Linked DNA regions of Mus musculus: regions 1 and 3 are each linked to region 2. The links are chromatin loops, found by intact Hi-C in ENCODE. Cell type or tissue: heart. All regions are shown on one strand. Region 1 holds the start of Ddx39a (DEAD box helicase 39a). Region 2 overlaps Gipc1 (GIPC PDZ domain containing family, member 1). Region 3 overlaps Gm26721 (predicted gene, 26721).

Evidence for each region. Hi-C counts contacts between places; a loop is a spot of excess contacts. Peaks named below come from ENCODE experiments on the same cell type or tissue, not always from the same donor. Only the 100,000 strongest peaks of a DNase experiment are listed, where the experiment ranks them.
Region 1: it touches region 2 in a loop (2.4-fold over the local background); 12 of 42 quality-filtered maps call a loop at or near these places.
Region 3: it touches region 2 in a loop (7-fold over the local background); 15 of 42 quality-filtered maps call a loop at or near these places.

Annotation. Positions count from the first base shown.
Region 1 is chr8:83,709,836-83,717,835 of GRCm38, reverse strand. Ddx39a (DEAD box helicase 39a) reads right to left here and starts at 2,659. Exons shown (of 11, transcript NM_197982.3): 1 at 2,499-2,659. In heart, a CTCF peak has its summit at 3,310 (motif pointing right); DNase peaks (open chromatin) are centred at 2,365 and 2,655; H3K4me3 peaks cover 2,586 bases; H3K27ac peaks cover 2,443 bases.
Region 2 is chr8:83,658,433-83,666,432 of GRCm38, reverse strand. Gipc1 (GIPC PDZ domain containing family, member 1) reads right to left here. Exons shown (of 7, transcript NM_018771.3): 2 at 5,153-5,474; 3 at 4,293-4,478; 4 at 4,018-4,198; 5 at 3,272-3,384; 6 at 2,432-2,513; 7 at 1,644-2,315. The coding sequence starts at 5,440. The coding sequence ends at 2,164. Among named protein-coding and RNA genes, the nearest start is that of Ptger1, 4.2 kb to the left of the region's middle. In heart, no CTCF peak of the experiment used is centred here; DNase peaks (open chromatin) are centred at 1,002, 3,962, 4,952, 5,232 and 2 weaker places; H3K4me3 peaks cover 1,341 bases; H3K27ac peaks cover 2,390 bases.
Region 3 is chr8:83,889,709-83,897,708 of GRCm38, reverse strand. It overlaps Gm26721 (predicted gene, 26721), which reads left to right. Exons shown (of 4, transcript NR_166528.1): 2 at 7,399-7,422; 3 at 7,693-7,801. It also overlaps the pseudogene Gm5355. Among named protein-coding and RNA genes, the nearest start is that of Gm26721, 6.0 kb to the left of the region's middle. In heart, CTCF peaks have their summits at 232, 1,626 (motif pointing right) and 3,574 (motif pointing right); DNase peaks (open chromatin) are centred at 328, 1,558 and 3,598; H3K4me3 peaks cover 671 bases; H3K27me3 peaks cover 4,299 bases.

The DNA of each region.
Region 1 (8,000 bases), 51 kb before region 2:
AACCTTCTGGATGAACTAGAGAAATGGCTAATTGATTAAAAGTACATGATCACATGATCTTTCTTTCAGAGCACAGGTTCAATTCCCAACATCCACATGAAGGTCGACAACTGTCTATAACCCCGGTTCCAAAGAGACCCAATGTCCTCTTCTGACCTTCCGACCAAACATGCACTCTGAATATAAATGCATTCAGACAAAACACTTCTATAAAACAAAATCAGTAAATTTAAAAAACCCCTGGGCCTGGGGTGTGGCTCACCAATAAATGCCTAGCATGTGAGAAAACCCTGAACTCCATCCCCCAAACCACAAAGTAGCCTGCTGCCCACAACCATCGCCTGCCTAACTCCCAGACAGTTACTCTGCCAAGAAGCGTCTGCAGACTAGCCTTTTCTGGGCATTTTCTATAAATAGGTTCAGACAGCATCACCTGGCCTTTTACTTTGATTCCTTCACTCTACCATTCTCAACACCCACCCAGAATGGGAATAAATGCTGAATTCCTTTTTATAGCCAAATATAAGATCATGTGAATTGAACCCCAGTGCTCTGAAAGAATGAAAGAACATGTGCTCTTAATCAATCAGCCATCTCTCTAACCCATCCAGAGGTTTTCTTTTTGAAAGGTGGTGAAGCATATTCAAGTTGATTGTGCTGATGCCACAGCATGTAAGAATATCACGGGTGTCATTTTTGGGTTACATTGTTTTGTCTGGATCACACCAACAGCCTCCTCAGTGTCCACTGATCCCTATGCTACACAACTCCCACAGCAGGCAGAGGGAGCCTACTCCAGCTACATCACACCTGGCTGTCACTGTGCTGTACGAGTCCCCCACATCCACACACCCCTACACATACACAAGTGAAAATGCTTAGGTATCAGTCCTTAAAGCACTAGACCCCAGCAAAGGTTTAAAGCAGAGACAGCTAGGAGAGGAGAGCTGAGCAGGCCCAGGGCCTGTGTTGTGTACTTCAGTTGCTAACTAGGCTTGGAGTTGAGTGATTCAGTAAGAATTTGCTCAAGATGGAGTGGAAGATAAGAGCAACAGCAGGGAGAAACTAATTCACTGAAAGGGAATTAGCTGGGTGGGGTACTGAAGTCGAGAAGATGAGTCACCAAAGAGCTCAAAGCCAGTCCTGGGGAGAAAAGAATCACACATCTCTGGGTTCAAACACCTGAATGACCAAGATGTACCTATTTCTATTTGAAACTGAGTCTCATGCAGGCCCTCAAACTTGTGTGTAGCCCAGACTAGCCTCGAATTCCAGATCCTCCTGCCTCCACTTCCCAAATGCTAGAATATATTAAAAATGAATTCTAAAAAATGCCTGAGACAGGGACAGACAGATCTCTAGTTCCAGGCTAGCCTGGGCTACACAGTGAGATCTTGTTTCAACAACAACCAAAAAACTTTTAAGTTCTAAGACTGGCTAGGCAAGGTGGCCAATGTGGCTTAAGAATTAATGATGCTTTCACACGACCTGAGTTAGGTTTCTCAGTTTACATCCTTCTAACTCCAGGGTCAGTACTTCCGGCCTCCTAGAGCACCTGCACACAGGTAGTCATTCAAATATTTACACCTAAATAAAAAACTTCAAGAACAACCTCGATTTCAGGAGAACCTATCTTCTGGCCTCTCATATGTGTACTCTGTCTTTAGGCAGTACTGCTTTAAAAACATTTATTGTGCTGGTGAAAGGATAAATGTGAAGCCGGGCTTAGTGGGACACGCCTTTAATACCAGACCTCCGGGGACTGAGCCAAGTGGACCTCAGTGAGTTCGAGCCCGACCTGGTCTTCAGAGAGAGAGTTCAAGGACGACCAGGATTATGTAAAGAGATCCTGTCTCAAGAATCTAGGCACACAAAAGGTTCCGGGAACTAGTTGAGGCGCAACTCGGAGCGTATGGCCCCCCACCCCCAATACGTCAGGCCTTGCTTCAACCAGGAAAATGAAACAAGTGAACCCAGACTGTCACAGACCTAAAGTTTCAACTATAGGTCCAGGCAGACCAGAGGCAACGGGCTGAACCGGCCTCACACCGGGAAAGCGACGCCGAGTGAATGGCCACGTTCCTAAGAGGCGCGACACTGGCCTTCCGCATCAGAGTCTGGAGAAGAATCTCCTGGGCGAGCGGCGGAACAAGACGGGAAGCCGGTGACTGCAGACTCGGGACGTCTGCCCAGATAGCCTGAGTCCTCTCGCCGTGACCGAAAACGCAGTGTGGATCCGCCCGGTCCCTCAATCCCACCACGGTACACATGGGGCCTCCGAGAGCCGCCATTCCCATCACCGTCCCCGGAAGCCGACCTACTAACGGCTGGCCCGCCCCTGGCGCATGCTCAATGGAGCCCAACGGCCGCCGGCTCGAGGTGCCTAACCGTCCCGCTGCTGTGCGCCCACTCCTCCCGCTGCACCGCGCCCCGCAGCTTCCCTTTCGGCGAACCCACAGCCCCGCACCGCGGCCCCGGCCTCGGGACCCGCCACTTACCTGCCGCCCGGTTCGCCTCCGCGAGCTGCAAAGAGAGCCACCCGTCCGGTTCTACGCCGCGACCCTGGACGCGCGCTACAGTGCTTCCTGCCTGGAGCCCAACTCGAGTCTCGCTCACTGGATAGCTGGCTTATCACTCAACAGAGGAAAGGATGATGGTTGGTTTATAAGGACGCTGTCGACCGGCTATTGGGCGTACCTAGACTCAGGTTCATTGGGCAGTCGTAAAGTAGGCGTGTCCAAAGGGGGAGTGGGCTAAGCGGCGGTTCCCGCCCAGTCACGTGAGATGAGTTAAGGGCCACAGTGGATACTGCCACTTTTAGCTGGCATCCGCACGTTAATTGCGCGTGTATGTGCCCCAGCTTTTTAAAGTGTCCTTGCCTGCCTAGCTTAGAAGCCCTGACTCTTTTGTTTGGTTGTATCATTTCGAGACAGGGTTTCTCTGGGTAGCCCTGCTGTCATGGAACAACTCCATCTGTGACCAGGCTGTCCTCAAGAGATCTGCCTGCCTCTTCCTCCATGTGATTGAAGGTGTGAGTGCTGTGATTAAAAGCGTCCACCACCACGCCCAGCCCCCCTTTTTAAAAAGATTTATTTATTTTTGGTTTTCGAGACAGGGTTTCTCTGTGAAGCCCTAGCTGTCCTGGAACTCACTCTGTAGACCAGGCTGGCCTCGAACTCAGAAATCCGTCTGCCTCTGCCTCCCAAGTGCTGGGATTAAAGGCGTACACCACCAGGCCTGGCAAGATTTATTTATTATTACATCTTAGTACACTGTAGCTGTTCAGACAGCACCAGAAGAGGGCGTCAGATCTCATTACAGATGGTTGAGTCATGATGTGGTTGCTGGGATTTGAACTCAGGACCTGTGAAAGAACAGTCAGCGTTCTTAACCGCTGAGCCATCTCTCCAGCCCTTGTTTTTCTTACCCCTACATTGTACCACCACCAAAACAAAAATCCCAGGCCGTAAACTGAGCTCATAGTTCCAGAAAGCCAGCTCTTTGGGGATTGCAGAAGAAAAGCAGCTGCCTGACCCCAGATATCTGGTGATAGAAAAAGACCTTGTCTAAGGAAAACAGCTAACCCCCATTCTGCCCCTATGAAACCTTCTTCTCCCTTCCCCATCCTTAGCTATAAAATCCCCAGCCTGAAACACAATCTACATTGTCTAGATCATGGTACTGAGAGGCTACCTGCCAGATAAATAAACTCTAGATGTTAATGCTGTCTACACTCATCCTTTCTTTCCACAAACATAATTCTTTCTCTCTCTCTCTCTCTCTCTCTCTCTCTCTCTCTCTCTCTCTCTCTCAAAACAAAACAAAACAAAACAAACAAACAAACAAACAAACAAACAAAAACCAGTCAGAGTGGCACAGAACTTTAGTCCCAGTTCTCTAGAAGCAGAGAACTCTGCTTTCAACTAGCCTGGTCTACATAGGATAGTTAGAGGCAGGCAGAATTCTTTGAGTCCAAGGCCAGCCTTGTCTATACAGTAAAGTCCAGGATAGCCAGGGCTACAAAGAGAGACTCTGTTTCAAAACACAAACACAAAATGAACAAACAAACTGCCCACACATCTAGATTCCATCCCTGCAGAGCTGAAACCACTCTTAGTTATGACCATGGCAACTCATAAAAGAAAGCATCTAGTTGGGGGCTTGCTCACATTTCCAGAGACTCAGTCCCTTATCATCATGTGGGGAGCATGGTGGGACGAGTGGGAATGTCTTACTTTGTACACTGCTCTGTTGGCGTGTTTGTATCTGTGCAATGGAGATCAGCGAGCCCTGAAGAGCACACGCATGTCATTAAGGCTGGGCAGCAGCACCATCTCACTAGCCCTTTATTTTTATCTTTTGTTTATTGAGACAAGGTCTCACCACATAGCTCTGTCTGGCTTGGAAATCATGTAGATCAGGCTGACCTTAAACTCATATATACACCTGCCCCTGCCTTCCAAGTGCTGAAGTTAAAGGTATGTGCTACCTTACCCAACATACTTTATTTTATATCACTCAATTGCCAAGGCTACGCTGAAGTCACCATCTTCCTACCTCAGTCCTTCAGGTGCTGGGATGACAAGTGTCCCTTGCCCAGCTAGCTAGCTTTGTAATTAGCAGGGTCTCAGTGTTTCTAGTTTCCTTATTTGGTGTACTGAGGGTGGACTCAGGGCTGCCTGTGTGCCAGGCAAGCCCTCTGCCACTATCTACAGCTCCAGGCTTTGTTTTGGTATCATTTGTTTTAGGAGTTTGCTTTTTAGCCTTTTAAAAATATTATATATACGATCCTTTTGCCTGCAAGTATGCACGTGTACCACGTGTGTGCCTAGTAGCCCCAGAGGTCAGAAGATGCCATTGGATCCCCTGGAACTGGGGTTACAGACAATTGTGAGTTGTCATATGGGTACTGTAGTGGCTATTCCTGGTTGTCAACTTGACTATATTTGGAATGAACTACAATCCAGAATTGGAAGGCTCACCAGTGACCCTTATCTGGAGGCTTGGAGATAGAAGTTTCTGATCTGGATCTTGGTATGGAGATCTTGAGGCATAGTAGCTATGGACTCCAGAAGATTCAATCTCCGAGTTCAAGGTCATCTGGGATTAAAGGTGTGGTGGAACACACCTTTAATCTGGGCTACACCTTCTGCTGGAGACAATATAAGGACATTGGAAGAAAGGAGTCTTGCTCCTTTGCCTGCTTGCTGTGTGAGACTGAGTAACTGCTAGATCCTTGAACTTCCATTCACAGCTACTACTGAACCATTGTTGGGAATTGGGCTGCAGACTGTAAGTCATCAATAAATTCCTTTACTATATAGAGACTATCCATAAGTTCTGTGACTCTAGAGAACCCTGACTAATACAGGTACCAAACACAACAAAGCCTATAACCATTGAGCCAACTCCCCAGCCCTGGTTTTGCTTTCCTCCATCCCATCCCACCCCCAATCCCCACCCCCCAAGACAAGGTTTCTCTGTGTAGCCCTAGCTGTACGGGAACTCAGAAATCTGCTTAACTGCCTCTGCTTACCCAGCGAGATGGGATTAAAGGCATGAGCCACCACCACTGGCTATGGTTTTGGTTTTTTGAGATAGGGTTTCGTGTATCCCAGTCTGGTCTGAAACCTGTAATTCTCTGAAAAACTACATAAATGTAGGTATGGGTCCCATGACTGCTCCTCCACGGGGCTCGGCCGCTCTGGGAGGCAGGACACAGGAAGTGACTGTGCTTACCACACGATGTCACTGGGCAGGTGTTGGGCCATAGGGAAGCCCTGGAACACTGATATGGAGATGGGAAAACACAGTATGAGGTGCGGGACAGTTGGAGGTGGCTTGGGGGTCCCCAGGCCTGCAAGGGTGCCTGGGCCGTCTAGTTCTCAGGTTGTGGAAGAGCTGAGAATGGAGTACCCCACCCCCACCCCCAAGGCTGGATCTAGCCTGGGGCTGGGATGTGTGTGGGAGTGAGGGAATGGGAACTCTGGCTGGAGCTTGTCTTTGGCATGATAGTGGAGGCAGCCTTGAGCTTGGCTTGGTCGTGGTTGGGAGCACAGAGAGGCCTTTTACAGGAGAATAGAAAGCCCTATAGGTGAAGGCCTTCTCCATGACTCCCCACGGTGGATCCTGATGAAAAGAGGTAGTCCATGGTTTTAAAGTGTTTATTGTCATGGCAGAAAATGGATGAGTAAAACCGTACCCCACTTCTCCGGGTGGGCCTGAGGTTAGTACCTTTTGCAGGGAGGAGTGCCTGAGAAGGAGAGTTTATTGACTAAGCCTCCAGGCCTTTAGTACCTCATTAAAATGGAGACCTGTCTTGAGCTTACAGGACTACAGGTCACTTCCTCTACACTGTGGAGGGGCTTGGGGCATTGACCTTATTAGACTAATAGTCACAAATCTATGAGGGGCGAGGAGCTGCAGCTAGTGCCACAGGCCTGGTGCCAGGGAACAGGTGAAGTGCCTACCATCCCTTCAGGGTCTCCGGGGCTTCTAGCTTTAGCTCCACCTGGAACCAGGCTACCTTTCATGAGAATGGAGCCCTGGTAGTCATCTTCTGACTTCTACAGGTATGCTGTAGAATAGGTATGTCTGTGTTCATATATACACATAAATATACATATGCACATGCACATACATGCACAGATACACAGACACGCACACACATATTTATTGAGAGTTTTGATTTCTTTAAAAACCAAGTTATGGGGCTGGTGTGATGGCTCAGTGGGTAAGAGTACCTGACTGCTCTTCCAAAGGTCCAGTGTTCAAGTCCCAGCAACCACATGGTGGCTCACAACCATCCGTAACGAGATCTGACGCCCTCTTCTGGTGTGTCTGAAGACAGCTACAGTGTACTTACATATAATAAATAAATAAATCTTTAAAAAAAAAAACCAAGTTATGATATGTGAATATGTTTTTGTTTTAGTCCCGGTGTGGAAGGGACTGGAGTGCTCTGAGGCCACTGCTGTACACACAGTCCCTTCCTGCTGTTGTGTTTGCTGAGTTGCCAGTTTGTTAGATATTTTGAAGATAATGAATTGACTTGCCCCTAGGACCTGATGCCCCTAATCTGCAGGAAGTAGTCTAAAAGAGTTCTACATCTGCTCTCCCCTCTAACCTTTCTCTCCTACCTAGTGTTATGAGATTAGAAGGATAATAGATATGAGAACCCAATAAAAGGGGCCGGAGAGATGGCTTAGTGGTTAAGAGCACTGACTATTCTTACAGAGGACCTGGGTTCAATTCTCAGCATCCACATGGCAGCTCATACCTGTCTGTAAGTTTAGTTTCAGAGCTTCTGACACCCACATGCTGATAAAAGACCAATCACCATAAAAATAAAAATAATAAAAAACAATAAAATAGCTTTAAAAATACTCCAGCATGCACAGACGCCCCCAAACAGGGAATGAAACATTTCAGTCTCGAGGCCACATGCACTCAAGCTATCGGTGTTGAAACGCAGGCCTATGAGAGGCAGCTCTTGGCAAGCTGAGGCAAGAGAAGTTTAAATTCCAGATTAACCTGGGCTATACAGTGAGATCTTGTCTCCAAAAGTGCATTTGGTTTGATTGAATTAATAATTAACTCAGTCAGCAATAATGCATCGGTGTCGCATTAAGGAAAGAAATCAAAGCACTTCCTCTTGTGTCATTAAGTCAAGAGCAAGCCCTGATGTAAATTCCCTACCCTGCTCTCCTTGTCCTCTGCCATCCCTGTCTGTCTGTTGATTGAGCTGAATCTGCCTGCATGAAGGCTGTCCTATGAGCTGCCCCTGTTGTGTGTCCATAACAAAGAGCTTGACTCTCTCATTGAGCAGCTCAGAGAGCATCACAAGGGGAAGGAAGGAGGAATACCTCACAGAAATATTAACAGTTTTACACTATTAAGTCAGTAAATCCAACTGACACAGGTTAATGAAAAGTATTACAGGGGCTGGCAATATGGCTCAGCAGATAAGAACATTGACTGCTCTTCTGAAGGTCTTGAGT
Region 2 (8,000 bases):
GTTGTCCTCATTGGACTTGAGGGGTTGGGAGTTGCCTGGGTGTGATGGGAGCTAGCAATGCCTCCTACCCTTGCCTTTATGGTTGTCACAGTTGGGCAGAGGTGGGCAGCCTAGACCAGGGCAACAGGGAGTCATCCTAGGTGAAGAGAGGTGGCTAAATGACTCAGGGGAGCCAGGCTATCATCTGTATCCTGCCTTATGGGGAGGTAGGCAATTCATAGGGCACCCTGCATCCATAGCTATGTCTCACCTTCTGTCTTGAAAAGGGGCACACATGCAGCCACTGTCAGCTTAGTCATAATGGGGAGTAAACACTGGATAGCACTCACCATTGCTGACTGTAACATCTATCCCCCCTCCCCCATATGAAACTGATGCTTACCTCAGCACTGGGTGTAAATCTCACTGTCACTGTAAGTCTGTTCCCAGCCCCAGAGCACACCTCCTGATGTAGTCTCCCTTAAACCAATGCCCATGGACCCCGAGAACTTGTCCTGAGACACATAATCACATCTCTAAGGCCTGTTTATCCTGAATCCCCCCCCCCAAAAAAAAGAAAGAATACACCAGAGACCCATGCACACACTGAACACAGCTCCCTGAAACTCACTGCACCCAAGGCTTACCCACAATAATCACAGCTCTGGTTCAACCTGGCTACCAACCACCCACTACACATGGTCCCAGCTGCTCCCAGCAGACATGCGAGACCCCAGTATAGGACCTGGGCTACAATTCAGTGACAGAGCACATCCTTAGCATGTATGAAGCCCTGGGTTCTACTATCAGTACTGAAAATGGGCTTGTGATCAGGGATAGCAAGTAGCCATCTGCAGGGCTTCTGTCCTATATCCAGGATACCCATCTCCTGCCTGGTACCAGGGAACCAGTACCACTCAGCCTTCCTGCAGCATCTCTGCTGGGCTTACCCCAAACATTCCTATGGTTGCTGGAGAGAGACCTCTGGCCTGGTTCCCCTTGTTCCAATTGCCTCCCCTCTCCCCAAGTCTGGCCAGGGTCCCACCCCACCCTTTCCTTGATCTCCTTAAATCCTAGGATGAAATGGACTGTCAAAACAAGCTTGGCAGGTTTACATCTCTGTGAAGCACTGTGCCATGGATGCCTGTCCCCTGAGTACAACTAGGGTAACAGGGCAACAGGCCTTGCTGCCACACACGGGGGCTCTCACACAAGAGGAGCATATGTGAGGCCTGGGTGAGTGGGGAACCAGGTCTGAACCCCAAGCCAGCCAGAAACTCCAGCACTGCCTGGAAGCTTGACGGCCTCCAGCCAGGGGGAGGGGGCAGCAGGGCAGCCAATTCCTAATTCAATTTGGAATCCAGGAGATAGATTTCAGCTGCTGCATTCTTTCCCTGGCCACCCCTCCTTCCCCAGAGCCAAACAGCTCCCAGAGTAAAATCTCTATATCCAAGAGAGGGTGTGTGGACACAAAAGCCCACTGCCTCCCTCCCCCTCCCTCCTCATTGTCTAAAGACAAGGAACCGGGGTTCACAGCAGTGTCCACTCAAATGGGAGGTAACAGACCCCAACTGAGAGGGCTCCCCTCAGGTGGGAGATGCCCAAGGGAAGGCATTATTGCCATTCTGCATTTCTGGTGTCAAGAAAGCAGGGAGAGCAGGGAGTGGTGACGCACACCTTTAATCCCAGCACTGTGAATGCAGATGCAGGTGGATCTCTGTGAGTTCAAGGCCAGCCTGGTCTACAGAATGAGTTCCAGGACAGCCAGAGCTACATAGTGACTTTGTCTTGAAAATAAACAAAGCAAAAAAAGTAAAGTAGGGAGGTCATGACCCCAAAGAGAACTGAGGCCCAGGGGGACAGAAGGGGCAGTTGCCAGCTGATGGTGGGAAATGTTGGGGACAGAGGTGACTGCCCAGTGTGTTGGTCCCTCCCATGCGAGTACTCTATTGAGGTAGGTGGGGAACCCGGCAGGGGTTGGCCGGGGACCCCAACCAGGCTGGGCACCGTGGTGGTACTGATTGGAGTGGGGCCAGGACCACAGGGCATTTGCACCCCATGCCTTTCCCAGGCTGCTGATTTACGAGCCTCGGCTGTGTGCCCAGGTCCCGGCTGTGGCACCCCTCCTGGAAACCCCAGCCAGGCCAAGCCAGGTTATCTCAAGGTCCAGGTTCAGTTCCAGTCTTAGTAGCGGCCAACCTTGGCATCCCCGATAGCTCCCCAGACATCAAAGACAAATTCATCTGGGAATGCGAAGTCACCGAGCCGCTCATCCAGGGCTTCTGCCAGCTCGTCCGGGTTCCTTTTGTCCTTTCCCAGCTCCACCATGGTGGCAGCTGGAAAAGATGGAGGCACAGATGTCATGATGGGCAGAGGTGTAGGCTCAACTCAGCCTGGGTGAGACCTGGAAGCCCACTCCCACCTTGCAGGCATGGGTGGGTGCCCCACTCACCCAGCTCCGTGTCTCTGATCCCCATGTAGCTCTCTAGCAAGTCATCCACCTTCTCAATGGCCTTCTCCTCAAAGGCCGACGGCTGTGGAGGGCGGGGACAAGACAGCACAATAACGTCAACAGTACTGTGATAGGCACTGGATGCCCTAAGTGCTGGGGACGGCTCCCAGGGACTCAGCAACAGCTCTACCAGTGAGCTGCATCCCCAGCTCCTGGTTTTGTCGTTACTTATTTTATGTAGAGGACTGCTTTGGTTGCACATGTGTATGTGTACAAGTGTCTGCCTGGTGCCTGTGGAGGTCAGAACACTGGACCTCTGGAATTGGAGTTAACAGATGACTGTGAGCCACCCATTATGGGTACTTGGAACTGAACCTGGGTGATCTGCAAGAGTCACACGTGCTCTAAACTGCTAAGCCATCTCTTTAGTCCCCAACACCCAGAAATGATCATTCTCATATTGAGGCATATTCTAAGTTGCCCAAACTTTGAACATTAAATCTTAGTTTCCCAGGTAGCTAGGATTACATACGTACGTATCCACCCTGGGCTGGCTTTCATATATTTTCATCTAAGACCTTGGTGACAAGGTCTTACGGTTTGAGCTGCCCTTGAATGTGAATCTTCCTGCTTGAAACCCCATGTCTGGCAGTGCTTTTTGTTTGCATCATTAATGTCTGCTCTGACAAGAAGTTACCGACTCTTACTCTACAGGGAGGAGTCCCAAGGCTCGATGGGCCACGGTAGGTCTCAAAGTTGGGAAGAGTAGGTTTAAGCAGAGGTGTCCAGGGTCTTTCACATAATCAGAATGCTGTCACTGGCCAGGGGTGGCTCACTCACCAGATCCTCCACGGTGGCAGGGCCCCGGGATCGGAGACGGAGGGTCCCTCGGCCAGTGCCCAGTTGTGGGCCTGAACCAGGGTGGCCACCGGCTGAACGCTGGCTGATCATATCTGTGGGAGGTAAAGGTAGTGGGGAATTTCAGCATACAGCGAGTACAGTACTCAGGTACCTAGGCTTCACACAGCCACCTCTCGCCATCGCCAGGTTCTGTAGGCTCCTTGGGAGAGGGGCTGGGTTCCAGGAAGGCAGGACTTTGCATGGAGCGTGAGGGGCAGCTGGGGGTCATGCAGAAAGGCAGCTGGAGAGAGAATGGAGGGGAGCTTCTCTTTGAAGGATTGAGGGCTGAGAAGCGTGAGTATAGCTGCTGAATTCCAGATAAGCCCTTTCTACCCACACCAGGGGTGCCTCAGGCCCATTCCAGAGAGTTAGTGAAGCCAGGTAGAGACAGGGGCAGGGCACAGGAGCTGTACAAAGCAGCCAAGCCTCACCTCTCCAGGCTGAGGGGGCTGGCCAGGGTTGGGGGCACTTGGCTGGGCTAATGGCTCCTGGAAGTCGGGTGTGGGGACAACTTCCTTCAGGCTGGGCTGTCAGCCAGCACTTAGTTCTTGGGTAGGGTGGGGCTGTCCCCATTTTGCATTGCAGGCTCGGGCGCCACCTGCTGGTGGTTCCCAGGACTGCCACCTGTATTTCTTAAGAGCTCAAGGTCATCCCAGTGGGTGGTCCAGGGTGCAAGGATGGCTCACCAAAGGCCTTTCGAGGTTCTGTGAGTTTGAGGGTGAAGGTGCGGCCTCGGGGCAGCTCCTTGAGGAGCCTGGCAACCTCGTAATGCCGACAGCCCAGCAGGCTCTGCCCGTTGATGGCTTCAATCATGTCCCCCACGCTGATGAGCTGAATGTGGTCAATCACACTGCCTTCCTTGATGCGCTGTGGAGGGGCAGGCATCAACCCTGGAAGCTCCACTCTAGGTCCCATTACAGACCCTGGCCACTGACTAAGGGTGTGCCACCCACCCGGGCACCTTAATGAAGGCGTAGCCGGCCCCGTTGTCGGTGATGGTGAGCCCCAGAGCCTCCTCCGACTTGAACACTTCCACCTCTTTGCGCTGCCCCTTCACATGGGCAAAGATGAAGTCTTCCAGGCCGATCTGGCCCCCCAGGAGTTTGTCCATGTCCACTTTGTGGGTGTTGAGGGTGCAGAACATCACCTGCAGAGGTAGGGCAGGATGCTCATGCCTTCCTCCCTGGGTCTTCTTTCCCAACACATCCCTACCCTAGGGACTGGTGACACCCAGGGCCAAGGAGAGGTCCACATACTACGAGCAGGATTTCTGTCGTGGTAAAACTCAGAGCTAGCTTGATATACAGAGAGCACTTGATACCTACTGAGGAGTGAATGGACCCTAGACTCCCACCCAGCCTTCCTACCCGCCTCTACTTGAATCTCTGCCCCACTGTCGCCCTCCCACCCTGCGGCTTCTCAGCTTCGAGCTTGGAGTCATGCCTCCAGGGCATCATGGAGAAATAGAAGCTGCTCCTGACCTCCAGCTCCCAGTGTTTGGGGGCACAAGCCTCCTAATACCTTATGGAAACCCAGCTACCACGTGTCTGTCAGTCCTCCACAACCTACCAGGACACAGGCTACTTCAGACCTAATGGGCAATACAACCTCCGAGCCTCATAAGGCCTGTTGGGAACACACATCCCCAACCCCCACCTACTAGAGTACAAGCCTCTCAAGGCCTGGTAAGAACTCAGTATCCTCCGGTAGCCACGCCTCTCAGATTCAGCGGCTGCTGGCCTGCGAGGAACATGAGCCCTAGCTCATAGGAATACGTGGCCAGGCCTGTGGCTTGCTCTTAAGGGACCTTGGTCCTGATACCTCAGCAGCTGGTAGTCGGAAGGCCTCAGCGATCTTGCCGTACAGCTCCTTGACATTAGTGAAGCCCTCGATGCGGCCTGTGGGGCTGCCGTGGGCCAGCTGGGTATGGAACACGAGGCGAGGCCGGAGGGCAGCAGGAGGTGGGGGCAAGCCCATCTGGGATTCTCCTGCTGCGCTCCCACCCAGGGGCCCAGGCTCCCCAACACCCAGCCCACTCCGGCTTGGCTCCGCCTCCTCATTTTCCACCAGAGGCGGTGCTTTCTTCCTTCGCCCCAGTCCCAGTGGCATGAGCAGCCAGAAGTGGGGACTCTGGCTGGGAGACCTGCAGAAAGGGAACCGGGCTTCATTCTCTGAGTGCCACCCATCACCACCACATGGTATCAACATCAACTAACATGGTTGTGCTTTGCAGAGCAGGGTTCCTTAACCCGGGGGTCTGGTGCAGGCTGGTCAGGTGCTCTATCACTGAGCATCATGTAGCTGTTGAGAATCCCGCTCCCGAGCACGGGTGCCAGGATACCTCCAGAACACTGCCGCCTGAATCAAGCTGTGCTGAACTTGCATTCTGCTGAGGCTTGCACCGCCCCTGATTGGCTGGCACTGTCCACGGAGCTGCAGCTTCTCCCATACACTGGAGTAAGCTCTACACTCTTAAAGCTATGAAAACTAGCTCCTCTGTGTTGTTTAAAGACTAACAACAAAAGATTCTGTCCATGTTCAGCATAGGCACAGGGCTCTCCCCGAATCAACCACTTCTCCCTCCCTCCCGGGTTTGGTTTTGGCTTTGTACATGTGGACCCACATACCTAGACTGCTTCTTACTTTTTTATTTTGAGTAGTTATCTCTTAGTTGCTCAGGCTACCCGTGAACTTGCAGTCCTCCTGCCTCAGACCTCAGAGTCGATGCGATTACAGGAATAGAGCAGCCCATCTGCCTTGCCCAAGTATTTTCTGTGTATAGTGGATTCCATCTGGGCACCCAGAGCTGATGTGAAGCTAGAGAGCTGACTCTAGAGACAGCCCAGATGCTGGGGCGCAGCTCATGGGTGGAGCACGTGCTAATGACGACCAGGTTTCATCCCAGCATCACACTGCACAGCTATAATCCCCACAGAGATACCTATTTACAAGCCCACACTACTGGCTGTGACCTCATTCAATCCTCATTCCCATGAGGTCCCTGAGGCGTCCAGCTCTGACCACACCTGCTGCGCACTCCCTGAAGGGAGGATAAGGCACTGGCACTGTCCTTTGCTTTCCATGTCTCTGAAAAAGGCTCTCAATTTGTAGTCCAGGCTGGCCCAGAACTCACAAACTCCTGCCTCGGCTTCTCAAATGCTGAGAAGACAGATGGAAACACCACACCCAGCTTCTTTTCATTTTTTCTATCGGCTTCCTTCATTAATGCTATGTGCAAAAAACCTGAGTTTGGATCTGGTTTATGTAAGAAAGCAGATGTGGCCGGGCGTGGTGGCGCACACCTTTAATCCCAGCACTCGGAAGGCAGAGGCAGGGGGATTTCTGAGTTCGAGGCCAGCCTGGTTTACAGAGTGAGTTCCAGGACAGCCAGGGCTACACAGAGAAACCCTGTCTCGAAAAAACAAACAAACAAACAAGGAAAACAGATGTGGTAAGATGCGCTTGTAATCCCAGAGCTGGAGAGAAAAAGAATCCCTAGGGTTCAATGCCAACCTAGCCTACTTAGTGAGTTCCAGGCCATTGAGAAACCCTGTCTCAAAAAACAAGGAGGGAGGCTAGCAAGATGGCTTGTGGGTAAAGGTAATTTACTATCACCCCTGCATGCCTGAGTTTGAGTACCTGGGCTCACGTGGAAGGGGAGAGCCTATAGTTGTCATCTGACCTTTACCTGTGCACTGGGCTATGTGTACCTACACACAAAGACATGTGCACACAAAACAAACACATGCAATAATACTACTACTACTAATAAAACCAAAGTGGACAGCTCCTGAGGAGGGACACCTGAAGTTGTCCTCCAGCCTCCATAGACATTTGCACCTGCACAGGTGTCACACACACACACAAAGAGAGAGAGAGAGAGAGAGAGAGAGAGAGAGAGAGAGAGAAACAAAACCCTTCTGAGTCTCTCCTTCAAAGCAGAGTGCATGGTCCCTGTCACGCCCCTTGGGACAGGGCTGGCAGATGACTGGTTCTGCCCCTGAGTTGTAGCAGAAAGAGGCATGTGACACATCCTCATAGAAACATTTAATTACTGGGGTAAGATCCTCCCTACACAGAGGGATCAGCGATGGCTGGCTGTGGTGATGTCCTCGGGCTCCTTAGTAACTGAAGCTGTGGTGGTCTACAAGAGAATGCCTCATAGACTCACAGATGTGAATGCCTGGTTCCTGCTTAATAGACTGTCTGGAGAAATGTGTCATTAGAGGGTGGGTTTTGAGGTGTCAAAAGCCCACCCCAGGCCTGCCAGTCAGTCAGTCAGTCAGTCTGTCTGTCTCTACTTGACGCCTCTGAATAAAATGTAAGCTCTCAGCTGCTGCTCCAGCACCCTGCTTGGCACTTCCAGGCCTGCCTGCCCTTATGGTTCCAAGCCAGCCAGAGCTACGAAGAGAAAGCCTGTCCCCGGCCTCCAGCACCCACCAAAAAAGCGCGTGTGTGCTCCTGTGACAGAGGCTAAAGGAAGCAGTGGTGTCCCCAGTTGCTCTCCCCCTTAGTCCTTTGAGGCAGGCAGGGCCTCTCAATGATCCCCCTGCCGCCCCCCCCCCCCCGCCTTGGGCTAGCCCCGGCAATGCTGGTCCTCACCAGAGCAGCAGCACTGGTCTCTGAGCTGCTCCTCTTTTTTTTCTCTCTCCCTCCATCTAGCAAGCAA
Region 3 (8,000 bases), 230 kb before region 2:
GGAGTCCTTTAGCTACTAGCTTCCTTTCTCCAGCAGCCCACCCATCTCTTCTGCAAAAGCAATCCAGGAGATAGTTTGAACTAGCACGCTCCATTATGAAGAAAAGTCGTGATATATATATTTTTTAAGGACCAAGGCTCAGTTTGGAAAAATCCTAGCAGGATGTCCCCTCCCCCTCCCGCTTTCCAAAACCCTTCTCTCCCCCAATTCTGGTGGCCGGTGGTGCGCCCCTGGTGGCGGCCGAATTGGCTTGCCAGCCTCCATCCTAACCGTGGCTCTTGGGTTCTTGGGCAGAGGGCTCAGAAGGCAAAGGATGCAGGGAGGTTGTGAACACGAAGAGTCACCCGCACACCCCGGACTCTGCCTGCGCAGTCGCAGTGGAGGCTGCGCCGGCAGCCGGGCTCCGGGAACCAAAGCGTGCACGCGCGCGCGCAGACTCGCCCGCTGCGGGTACCTCTAACCCTCTACTCCTTAGAGGTACCCGAGGCCTGGATAGGGTGCAGTTCACTCTAGCATCCTGCCTTTCACGTTGGGACCTTATGCAGAGTGACCACGTCGTTCCTTGGCATTACATTCTGTACACCTGGTCCCATTAGATCCTTATGCACAGGCTGTCCTGCGTCTTGGGTTACCCTAAGTCTATAGGCACGACACCCCATCTTTTGAGCACCGTGTACTTGAGGACACCGATGTGCAGAGTGTCTGGGCATGAAGATACCCAATGTTCTGCATCATTGTGATCCCATAGCCTGAGCATCTAGCATGTTGGACACCTCATTCCAAGACATAATGGTACCCTTCTGGGCTCTCAGTGTGTGGGGCCTACGGTCTCTGGCTCAGTAAACCCTTGTTTCTAGGGTTCCAAATTTGTCTCAGCCCAACTCCTTCCAGGAGATGCCTGCTGCACCTGCAAGATCGATGTGACCTGTCGAGGGAGCTGGATGATTGGGGTTTGTGCACTCTTGCGGTCCCTGGGGGCTTCCTGTACTGGATCCCTTGAGCAATTTCTGAGCTCCTTCCAGTACCACACTCAGAACCCACTCAAGTGAACAGTGAGATAAAGGCCTCACTGAGCGCTGGACATCGTGAGCATACCTTTAACTCCAAAACTCAGTTCGATGGCAGTGAACAAATTATCTCCTCTGGGACTGACATTCTAATTGGTGAAACAAACAAATACTACAAGGTCCTGCAAATGCATAAACGATGCCACCAAGACACAAGTGTCACCAAGGAAAGGAAATAAAATGAACCCAGAAATGGTGGCAGGCTTTGCAATGTAGGAGTGGGACAGAAGACTGCATTCACGGTAGACTCTCATAGCTTCAGCGCTACGCTCTTTAGTTGGGGGAGGTCCCTGGAGGTCTCTCCAGGAAGATGGGGTTTGAATAAAGAGCTGAGAAAAGGGAGGAGCCTCAGGGTTGGGGAGGGAATATGAGGAAGGTCCTGCCAGGCAGATTGAACAGCCTTTTCCAGGGTCCAGAGGCAGGAGCATTGAGCAGATCAGTGAAGGCCCCTTCAGATGAGAGGGAGGAGGTACTGAGTACGTTGGCTTAGTGGGCCATGAGACAGAAACTATGGGAAGGAAGGGCGAGAAGGAACTCAAGTGTGCACAGGTCCTAATGGCCACTAGGGGGAGAGTGTGGGGTAGAGAGCAAATGCCAGAGACTGCTGATAACGGATAGTGTGCTGGTGGAGGATAGCAATGGAGATGGGGAGGAAGATGTGAGGGGCTAAGATGTGCTTCTGCAGTAGGGCACCTGCCTAAGATCCCTCCGTGAGGATTGAGGAATGTCAGTCAATCTTAGAGCGCTGGCTCAGAATCTGCTCTTGGGAGGAGCTGGTAGGGCTCTTGCCAGGGTCTATCGAAGGCCATGTTCCAATCCCCAGCACAGCAAGGAAGTGGAGTGAGGACAGATGCAGGGTAGCTGAGCATCAGAAGGAGTGGGGATATTTGGAGGTTAGCTGTAATATTTACATTTGACCCACCAACTAGCAAGCACTAAAGCAAGTCAGCCCTGGGGGCATGGCCCAGGTGTGAGAAGACCCCCTTCTCCATCTCACAGAAGGACAGTCGAGGTTCCAGATCTCACAGAGCAATTACAGAACTGGAGTCAAAACTGGACAAGGAGGCACATTCTGTAATCTCAGCGTTCTGGAGGCTGAGGTAGAAGTGCCCTGAGTTTGAAGTCATGTAGTATGATAGTATATGACTCCGTTGGTGTGAAATATCAAAAGAATAGAGACAGGAAATGGTGGTCCGAGACTGGGAGAGAGAGGGCAGTGGTGGATAATAGGGTTTCCTATGGCGGGGGTGTGAGACTGGTAGACATGTCGTGGACCTAGACACGTGCCCTGGGCTGTCCGTCCTGGAGTGTTGAGCACTTACTTTTACATAATAATATTTTAGCCTCGGTTTTTAAAAATAATGTGCGTGGAACAGCAAAATGGCTCAGCAAGTAAAGGCATTTGCTACCAAACATGATGATCTGAGTTCGATTCCTGGAACTCACATAGCAGAAAGAGAGAACTGACTCTCACACGTTGTCCTCTGAGCTATACCCACACTCATGCACACATGCAGTGTGCACACACACACTAAATATATATTTAAAAAGTTATAGGGGTGACTTGAGAGAGCTGGGGAGTCGGAAGCTGACCATCAGACGAGAGGTTGGTGAGTGAAGGCATAGGACACAAGGGAAGGAAGAGTGGCTGGGTTTAGAGTATGCTGTAGAGACACTCCTTAACCCTTGCACCTCCACGTGCCTAGCACCCCGACCTTCGCATTCCTCTCCACAGTACTGCCCACCTTAGAGTGTTCTTGTCTGTCGTGCATGTCCTCTGCTGCCGGCACTCGTGTTGAAAGCTTGGTCCCAGCTTGGCACTGTTGGGAGTCAGTACATACACCTTTGGGAGTTGGAGCTTTATAGAGGTCTTTGAATCACAAAGTGCCTTAGTTATTTTCTGTTGCTGTAATACAACATCATGGCTAAGGCACTTAGAAAAGAAGGAGTTTATTTGGGGTTTACAGTTTCAGAGGGTCAGAACCCATGACCACCATGGTGGGGAACATGGCAGCCATTGGGCAAGCAAGGTGCTGGAGCAGTAGCTGAGAACTCACATCTATGACACAGGCTCAAGGCAGAGCCAGCTAACTGGGAATGGTGTAGATTTTAAACCCCAAAGCCCACCCTCATGACACACCCCCTCCAACAAGACCACGCCTTCTAACCCTTCCCAAACAGTTCCACTAAGTGTTCAAGACCAAGTGTTCAAACATATGAGCTTCTGGGGGCTATTCTCATTCAAACCACCACACTGAGGGTGACTGAAGAAAACTGTGAGGGTCTCCTCCCTTCCCATCTCCCCCTTTTACTTCCTGTTTAGGAACTGAATGGTGTGTTCTTCACATCTACTACCAAGAAAGATATGTTGCCTTTCTGCAGGCTATATGATTATGGAGGGAACCTCCAAAACTTTGGGCCAAAGATATGTCTTTGGGGCTGATGTGCTACCAGGAACCCAGTCGGTCCCGTTAAAATAAACCGTGGTTCTTTCCCCAGCCACTAGGGGCCGCTGTCCTACTGTTCTGTGACTGCAGGTGAGCCAGCTCGTCCCTTCTCCCCAGGTGTGCAGGAGGCACAGCTACCTCCCCAGCCTGGAGAAGGGGAAAGCTGAGGTCTGATGGGCTGGAGGGAAGGAGAATGCAGAGAGTGCCTGAGATGGGGACTGGGGGAAGAAAAAAGTGTGTGGGGACAGGGGTGGGGAGGAGGTGAGACAGGACTGGCAGTGTTGTAGAGACTGGCAGGAGGGAGCAGTGGTATAGGAGTAGAAAGGAGTTTGGAAGATGCCACCCCAGACATACTTATGAGTGAGATCAAGAGATAGATGAGTAGATAAAAAGGAAGAAGGGTCCTTAAGAGATCCTGAATGCTTACTGGTGATGGTTTGGCTGATGCCTGGAGCAAGCTGAGTTGACTGGGGTGTAGGACTGGTCTGTAAGATGGTGAGCATCACCAGGGAAGCTGATAGGAAGGAAGTGGGGGAGGGAGGGAGAAGGGCGAGAGAAAGCTCGAGCTGGAGCTAGTGAGCATTCATTGGATGGTAGGAAACGTTAGAGAACCCCAGGGAGCCAAGGCAAAGGTGGAAGGTGAAGGTCAGGGAGAGCCTTGGAGAGGACACTGGGGCCTCCTCAAGCAGAGGCTGCCTCAGCAGTGTGAATGATGGGGAGGCTGGCAGACTGAAGATGGAAGTAGGCAGCAGGGAGTGGTGGGGTCTGAGGCCCTGTGGAAGGGCCAGATGGGACTGAAGGGGTCCTGTGTGTGAGAAAGAGAGATCTGAGGATAGAGAGAGATTGGGAAAGGACAGAAAAGACAAGAGTGGTTTCCAGGGAGGTGGGGCAGTAGCTGGGGGTGGGGGGAGGTATGGGCAGTTCCTAATCTCAAGTAGGCCTGCTGAAGTGACAAAGCCAGTACCGACCCAGGGCTGAAGACAGGCAGTGGGGTAGGAGGGAGCCAGTGGGGACAGAGGGCAACAGCTCAGAGAACTGCAGTCACGCCTCTCTCCCTCTCACTGAAGCTCAGTTTCTACAACCCCAACGGGAGCTGCTCTGTTGAAACAGTAGATCCTGCAGAAGCCAGAACCCAGCGTGGCTGTGTGGGTTCTCCTTTCCTTACCAAAGCCCATGTCTGATTTATAGAGAGACCTTGGGTTCTGTTTTTTTGGGCTTGTGGAGAGGCAGGGAGACGTGTGCCTGTGTAAAGCCAACCGTGCCAGGGCTGAGAAGTGAGAACACACTGAACGGGCTTCCCCCACCCCATAGCCCTCCGTTTTCAAGGGTTCTGCCATCTTGTAGCTCTATGAGACTCTGACTGTGCACACACCTCCGGTGCTCATGCCTTGTCCACCTGGTGGCACTATGTTGGAAGGTTCTGGCAACTTTGGGAGGTGAGGCTTAGCTTGAAAAGTGAGATCACCAACTACTTGTCTTTCCCCAGACCTAGTTTTTCCCTGCTTCCTGTTTGCTCTGCTGCGAGCACTTCTGTCTCAGTCTTCCGCCTCAGTCTCTCATGCTGAGGCATCCTGCTTGGGAGCACACAGCTTAGTAAACACGGAGGGAGTCTCACGAAACCATGAGCCAAATAGATCTTCCGACCCTAACGTTGTTCTCTCAGGACTTTGGTCATAGTAATGACAGACTAAGGAAAGCGCCAAGGTGAGAACCAAGCTTTTAACACACGGGTCCTTGGTGGGAGCACTCCAGATCTGATCTGTAGTTTGTAAAATAAAAATCCCCCAGCCTCAGATCTACTGAGCAAAATTGCTGTCATGAAACAAACAGCTCCACCACTGGACTAATTAACAGTGGGGACACATTGTGTGCCTCCTTCCCTGGGACATTTCGAAGTCCTCCACCAGGCTGTGCATGTTGCCAAGGTCCGCCCCCAGCTTTCTCCTGGCCCAGGGCTTCCAGCTGCCGGTGGAGGTTGTTGCTACAGCTCTCAAACATGTTGTCCATGTTGCTCCTCAATGTCTGCTGCTGCTGCAACTGGCTCCATTTGGTCTCCAGCATCTTGTTCGGCTGCTCCAGGAAGTGTAAGTTGTCAGTGAAGGAGGTGAACTTGTTCAGGGATTTAATCTGCTCCTTCTCCTGAGTGCACACAGCCTGGGTGTTGGGGTCCACCTCCAGCTTCAAGGGGCTCAGCAGGCTCTGGTTCACCATGACCACTGTGATGTGTCGACGGCAGCCCCGCCAAAGCCACCCAGATCAGCGCTGGTAGCCAGGCTTCCCCGGAAGCTGCTGCTGCTGCCCACCTGGGAAAAGCTGGAAGAGCTGATGTGGGCACCGGGTCCACTCATGAATGAGCGGCTGCTGAAGGCCCGGGGACTGGAGGTGAACATCTTGTAGAATTTCTGAGTCACCCTGATGGCCATGGTGAAGTCTGGAGTGAAGGCAGTGAGCTGAAGACAGAGGTTTGAGAGCATTAAGGACAGAAGCAACCCAGACATGGTGCTGTCCTCAGGGTTCCATAAACACAGCATTGTGGGTGTTTGTAGCTGATAAGTCTAGAGAGAGACTTGCCCAGTGCATTGTGGGGCAGGAGCAGCACCCTTCCTTGCCACCTGCTAAATGCCAGGAGCATAATCCTAGTTATGACAAAGATCTTTTAGGGGTGGAGGCAAAAATACTCTCAGAGGAGAGATTTGGGCAAGTGAGACTCTTTATAGACTATTCACTACAACACAGACTTCTGGGATTTTGAACAGTCCCTATCTTGTGGTGATTTGTGTAGAATACGGGTTAAAAAAATTAGAGGGACTGAAGTCATAGTTTAGTTGTTAAAGTATTTGCCCCATGGTTGTAAGGGCCTGAGTTCAATACCTCACACCTGTGAGAAGCTAGCCAGCAGTGTCTGCCTGTAATCGCTGCCCTGGAGAGCTACAGCAGTCTCCCTGGGATTGACTGGCTAGCCAGCCTCGCCTAGTTGTTGCGCTGACTCAGATGTACATTTGCAGAGTCTCTGTCTCAAAACTTAAGGTGGAGGGTTGGCAAGATAGCTCAGCAGTAAAAGCTCTTGCTGCTAAGCCTGAAGAGAGACCTGGGTTCCATACCCAGACCCCACATAGCAGAAGGAGAGAGTCTACTCCGGAAAGTTGTCCTCTGTCTTTCACAGGTCGTATATATATGTGCACGTGTGTGCGTGCATGCATGTATGCGTGCAGAGACACATACCTGAAAAATGTAATGACATTCTAAATTAAATGATAAGTGGACAGTAATTGGGGACAATATATAATATATACTTCTGGTCCCCCAACATAAATAAACTCACACAGGAAACTTACAGACTTCTTCTTGCTCATAACCAGAATCTACCACTGAGGGACTGGGGGCATGGCTCAGGCCTTGTCCAGAGACCTCCTGAGGGCTGCTTCAGGTGCCATCCAGCGGGAGGGTACTTGCCTAAGGTCCTTCGCTCTAGAGTCCACAGCTAGGAAAGGGGGCCCAGAGCCAGGGTTCCTCTGTTCTGGGCAATCAGTGCACTTGCCTGACGTCATGTGGCCTTGGGTTCCATCCCCAGCATCAGAAATACAAAAGCAAGATGCATGTGACTCGGATCACAAGAGTCAACCTGCCACAGAGTCACTCCTCAAAATGCTAGAAGTGAGAGAAGCCAGACCCCACGCCGCTGGGTGTTTGGGTCTCTGTGTGAAGTGTTTAGAGCAGATGGACCTCAGAGGGACAAGAGAGTAGACCAGAGGCTGCAAGGGACTGGAGCAAAAGAAGGGAAGAAATGACTGATTTGAGGTAAAGAGAGTGTTCTAGAATGGAGACAATAGTCACACAACTCTTGAATGTACTGAGCTGCACTTCTGTTTTCTCTTTGGTACTAGGGCTGCAACCAAGGCTTTGCATAGGTAAGTCCCCAAATACTGACCCCAGGCTAGCCCAGCCTAGTCCTTGACTTGCCTTGCTATTATTTTGCTTATTTATTTTGTCTTTCATGTGTGTGAATATTACATCCCCGCTCCCCTCTCTCCGTACACATCTCTTTGAGAGATTCATGACTTTTGTTTTGTGAGCCACTGAATTTCAGCAGGCCATCTGTGTGACCCTGGGTTTGGTGCTACCTGTGGGGCCTGGAGTGCTCAACAGTGAGTATAGTTTTGTTTTCTTTGTTTCTTTAGATGCTACTGTCTCATTCTGCAGCAGTCTGGCCTGGAACTACAGAACCCAGGCTGGACTCAAATTAATGGCAATTCTCCTGCCTCAGCCTCCTGAATTCTAGGACATCAGGTAACACAAACCTTTACTGCTTGACTAAACAGTACATTTCTACAGTACATAAATTACCAAGCTTGGGCATTTTCTTATAGCAACAGGAGCATACAACAGCAGTGACAGCCCGCCATAGGTGTCAAGATGTGGTGTTTTTCCTTTTGTGGGAGAAGTGGCTGCCATCGGCCTGCCCTAGGAGTCCAGGCTCCCTGAAGTT